2 separate regions of the Homo sapiens genome follow, and region 1 is linked to region 2. Evidence: chromatin contacts called from ENCODE Hi-C or POLR2A ChIA-PET data. All regions are on one chromosome and are shown on one strand. Each heading gives the region's core, a stretch centred on a gene start or an enhancer-like site at or near the end of the contact. The rest is flanking DNA. Distances are from core to core; before and after follow the strand shown.

The links. Hi-C counts contacts between places; a loop is a spot of excess contacts on that map. ChIA-PET counts read pairs that join two places held with the same protein, here RNA polymerase II (POLR2A). Pooled maps may share reads with other maps.
Region 1: a map of PC-9 shows a loop between it and region 2 (4-fold over the local background). The contact joins the enhancer-like site here to the promoter of LINC02888 in region 2. A Hi-C loop is called at or near these places in 8 of 168 maps with a recorded cell type or tissue (CD14-positive monocyte, Calu3, IMR-90 and 4 more), 11 of 37 single-sample maps with no recorded cell type and 8 of 50 pooled maps. POLR2A ChIA-PET finds 5 or more read pairs at or near these places in 5 of 52 experiments (GM12878, MCF 10A, PC-9 and 2 more).

The regions. Positions count from the first base shown.
Region 1 is chr7:17,407,373-17,410,072 of GRCh38, forward strand. The region is part of intron 1 of LINC02888 (long intergenic non-protein coding RNA 2888); the gene reads left to right. Among named protein-coding and RNA genes, the nearest start is that of LINC02888, 34 kb to the left of the region's middle. Within about 2 kb of position 1,304, at least 4 of the 41 ENCODE cell types and tissues checked have a DNase peak (open chromatin) inside an H3K27ac peak, as active enhancers do; they include CD14-positive monocyte, PC-3 and PC-9, where a contact is called at or near this core.
Region 2 is chr7:17,373,518-17,376,217 of GRCh38, forward strand. It overlaps LINC02888 (long intergenic non-protein coding RNA 2888), which reads left to right and starts at 1,400. Exons shown (of 3, transcript NR_110015.1): 1 at 1,400-1,538.

The DNA of each region.
Region 1 (2,700 bases), core at 54-2,553, 34 kb after region 2:
TGGAAAAGAAAGTCACATACATGAATGAGGAAGAAGTGACTATAAAGATGACTAGGCAGTTCTAATAAAAACTAAAAATAGGACATTCAGAAATGAAAATTACAGTACTTAAAATTAAAAATTCAATAGGTATACTGCTTAGCCTATTAGACATGACTGAAGATAGAATGACAAACCTAGACTATAAAGCTGAAGTAGTTGGCTCTAACAGAACACAGAGAAACAGAGGGAGTATAAAAGCAGTAGAGAGACATAAAAAATATTTGTAAGATACAACATATATCCAAATCAGAATTCCACAAAGAAATATCAGAGAAATGAAAGAGAGATAATTTCAGAGGGAAAATGTCTGAGCAATTCCAGAATTCCAGATGACATGAATCTTCAGATTTAGAAAGCAAAACAAATCCCAGTCTTCACTGAACTGTAGAACACCAGTGAAAAAGAACTTTTAAAAATCCAGAGAGAAAAACATTGCCTCCAAAGAAATATTTACAGTGATAGCTGAATTCTAAACAACAACAATGGAAACCAGTAAACTGTGAGATCATATTAAATCCATGAAAAAATGCTTATAGCTACATATCTAGAATTGTAAAATTGTATGTCATTTTTAGATTAAAAAAGATCAAGAGAGTCCTCACAAACATCTTTTCCCTACAGGAGCTTCTAAAATATATATTTCAGAAATAAGGAAAATGCTTTCAGAAAAACTGAGTTCAAGAAGAAAGGGTGAGCGAAAATAAAGTGGTAAATGTGAGTAAATCTAAACAAATGTTAAATATAATACTCAATAATAATGTCTAATTTTAGAGTATATTAATTTTTTATTGCTGTGTAACAAAGTACCACAAATTTAGTGGCTTAAAACAATACAAATTTATTGACCTTAAGTTTCCATGTGTCATGAGTCTGGGCACAGTTTAATTGGGTTCCCTGATCTGGTCTCACAGCCTGTGTTCTCACCTGGATGGCCACTGAGGAAGAATCCACTTCCAAGCTCATTCAGGTTGTTAGCAGAATTAATTTCCTTTAAGCTCTACACTGAGGGCCCAGACTTTTTGCTAGCTGTCAGCTGCAGGCAGGCCACCCCATCCCATAGACCTTCTCACAGTATGACAGCTATTTTCTTCAAGCCACCAAAAGGATTTCTCTCCAGGATGTATATGATAAGTAATTATTAAAGTGGCATCCTATCACTTCTATCATATAAAATAACTTAAGGGAGTGATGTCCCATTGTCTTTGCCGTATTTCATTGGTTAGAAGCAGGGCACAGGTTCTGTCCGCACTTAAGCAGAGAAAATTGTGCAAGGGCGTGACTCATAGGAGGTCACTTTAGGGCGTGCTCACCGCAGAGAAATTGGAGAAACAAAAACAAGACTAAGTCAGAAAGGTCATGCTCAGAGTTAAAGCATGCTAAAGTCCTTGTAGGAAGTGCAAATAGACACAGATTAATTATAAACTGTATTAAGCTGGAAAGGAAAGTACAAAATAAGATGGTAGGAATTAATCAAAATACATCAGCAATCTTAAAGACACAAAACATTTTTAAATAAAAGGGTAAAAAAATATATTGTGGCTATATTATTATCAGATAAAATAGACCTTCAAGTAAAAAAGCATAATTCGAGTTAGAGGATGACTACATAATGACAGAGTAACTCTCTAAATTACCATCTACCAAATTTCACAATTCAAAATTGTATATAGTAAATATTAGCAGAGATTCCTGAATCATCGTGTGTGCTTTTGAGACACAGTGCTTGGCAATTCAGAAGTTAAATAGACAAAATCAAAAACGTATCTTCTCACAAAAAAACAGTAATACATAAAAAATGTTAAGACCACAACATACTTGAACTAATTGCTGTACGTAGAATAAAGCATGAAACAATTAGAGACAACAGAATTAAGCACATGTGACACTGACCATATAAGTATATAAGAGCCACATAATAAACTATAAAACTAGTGTTAACCAATATGAAAGAAATATTTCATAATATGTGGGCCACGTTCTCTAATCACAATAAAGTTTAAAACCAGTGATGAAAACATTATGAAAAAGCTCATATATTTAGAAATTTAAAAACAAACTTCTAAATAATACATCAAAATAGCATTCAAATGGATATTAGAAAACGTTAGAACTAAACAATTATGAAAAATTCTATATATCAAAACATGGAATACAGATAAAATAGTGCAGAGAGAAGTTTATAGACTTTCAGAAGGGATGAAAATTAATAAAGTAATCATCAATGATTTAGAATAATATTGAAAAAATAAATCCAGAAAGCAGAAAAAGAAGATAACAAAAATAAAAGCAAAAATTAACAAAACATAAGAATATGGAAAATTAATGAAACTACCTCTGTTCTTTGAAGCAGTTAAAATCTAGATGTCTCTGACAAATTAAGAAAAAAGGGATAGATACAATATCGGCAAATCACAAGAAAACAACTTCAGAAGGACTAGAATGATAGCAGAATGTTATAGACAACTTTTAATTATAATGACAACTTGGATAAAATGGGCACATTTCTAGAAAGTTATATTTTGCAAAAATTGACTTATGAAAGAATTAGAAAACCTGTGCAGTCCTGAATCATTGAAATTAGTTAAACATTGAAGTTAAACTATCTTTTCACATAAAACTGAAGTCCACAGTTTTATAATAAATTCTGCTAAATATATT
Region 2 (2,700 bases), core at 150-2,649:
TCAGTAGAGACGGGGTTTTGCCATGTTCCCAGGCTGGTCTTGAACTCCTGGTCTCATGGGATCCGCCCGCCTTGGCCTCCCAAAGTGCTGGGATTACAGGTGTGAGCCGCCGCGCCCAACCGCAAAGTGCACTTTAAATACAGTTGTATTTATCTTCCAACAGGTATAAAAACCATTATAAACTATATAATGAATTGGCTCTACCAGTTTATTCAATAAATATTTAAACAGTTATTAAGATGGTAATTATATACTTTGAAGGAAACGTAATAATGGATTTTATCCTTGAGGCTAAAAAGCACTTGTGGGGCTTTTGGTCTCCTCCTCTTGAGGAAATTTGTGACTGTTTTTAACCACTACAGTTCAGCAGAAATTATGCAAAATAATTGTCCAAAGTAGGGACAGAAAAAACCAAGAAGCTGAAAAGACCATGGATGTCAGGTGGAATAAACATTCACTCCCAGAGCCCCAAGCTGCCAGGTGAAAAGCCTAACTATCCTGAGGCTCAGAAGGTATGAGGAAGAGGCCATGCCGTGTGGAGAGCCCAGGTGTAAGGTGTTAAAGTTGACAGTCTCAGCTGCAGCCAGCCTTCAAGTCATTCCAGCCCAGGCAAGATCTATAAATGAAGAAGCCTCCAGATAATTCCTGCCCAGTACAATCAAGTCAGCTGGAGCTGCTACACTGTGGAGCACAGATAAACCACACCTGCCTTGCGATGTCCAAGTTTCTGACCCATAGAATCTGTGAGCATGATGAAATGGTGGTGTTACCTGCCGCTAGGTTTTGAGATGATTTGTTACATAGCAAAAATAATCAGAAGAGTCTTTCAAGGCTGACCACAAATTAATGTAATGTAATGTCAACGAAACTTTTTGTGTTAACACGGAATTGTGACTGAAGCCACAAAGCTGACAAAGTGAGGTGTTATAAGTGTATCAACTCTCATTAGAGCTGCCCAAAATAGGGCCAGCCAAGAGCAGCAGCACAATGGACCATTGTGCAATCACACCAGCCCCCAATGTATTTGACAGGACACTTATTTTGCAAATCTTCATTTATCGTTAAGTATAAACAGGTGTTTACCTCACCTTCAATGGTCAACAACCTAAGGTGACTTAAAAAAAAATACTGATACCAAGTCCCTCCCCAGATGGATTGAATCAGAGCTACTTAGGGTGGAGCCAAAAGGCTTGTTTTTTAAAGCTTCCCAGGTAATTCTAATATGTGTGTAGTCGGGTATGAGAACGATTGCAAGCAAAAGCAGCTGAGGGACGCTGTCCAAGGAGTAGGCTCAGTAGCACGAACTGCAAATACTTGAGAAGGGAAAAGTTCAGCCTTGTGCTGGAAAGTGGTTTAGCATGCTGGAGCTGGTTTTCTGCTTGGTAGCCCTACAACTTTGGCCCAACTACTTGGCCTCTGGGACTCAGATTCCTCCTCTTTAAAATGGTGCTAATAATAGCACCCACCCTCTGTGAGGAGGATGCTGTGAGGACAAAATGAGATCATCCACATAAGCCGTGAACCCTGTTCCTGGTAAGGTAAGTGCTCAGTAAATGAGCTGCTATTAGTACAAGGTTATGTTGGAAATTTATGATGAAGTACTGCCATATAATGAAGTTCTTTTTAGTTTTTCAAACATTTCATGAATGTACCTTATTTCAGCTATAGTTAGTATCCAAACAACTTTGCTAGATTGATCCACTTTTTATCAGATTTTTCTTGATATCAGGAAAAGCTGTGCTTTGCCTGAGCAACCACTTTTTCATTTTTTATTTTTTCTTAATTTGGATGCAATGAATCTTGCGGTCAATTTGTCTCTTTGCTTTGGCATTAGAAAACTAAACTGACCCAAATCTCATAACTGAATAAAACTGGCTATATTGGTCTCTCCTTGTTTTTTCCGTTCCTCCTTAAAACCTCAGCTTTGATTTTATACTTTCATGCAACATGTACATCTTTTTAGAAGGTGACTCAAGCACTTGGTAGGATGGGACCAAGGTAAGTTATCTGTATTAGGAGAGTTTTTCTATGATGAGGTCCAGACTAATAGGCAACTGGTTAATTGAAAAATGTGGTTAAAGCAGGGAGTCCTTAAAACATGTATACACACCTTAAATTTTTTTAACTTAAAACATACAAATGTGCATCTTTTAATTGATCTTTTGGTATACAGGTTGTTACAAGTCCTTGTCTTTAGAAAAGGATCTACTGCTAGAACTTGTCACTGTGTTTCTTGTATCTCCCACACCTGAAATTCATCAACTACTATAACCACTTTTTAAAATAGAATGAGAACTGAGACACTTTTAAAGAGTGTAGAATCTTCCTAGAATGTTAATATATTCCTCCCGAATCTTTAACAATTTTCTTGCCCACATCGAATTCAAAAACATTTTTAATTACTTCCATTGTCAAAATATTTTAATACTTTTAACCAAATTTTCATAGGAGCAGTAAATTTCTTGTTGCATTTCATTTGTAATATTTTTATTCTCAGGTTTGGGACAAATAAATTGAATCTCAGGACACAACTCAACTGGTGGAAACAAAAGAGCTTGAGGCTGTCCATTAGCCTATTTGTTGTGAATGTCCATGTTCTGTCACTTTGGTCTGTATGTTTTGGACAGAGTGGGGAGTTTTGTATAAGTGGTTGATATAGAAAAATAGCGACATGAATAGGCCCATGTAAAAATACATAGC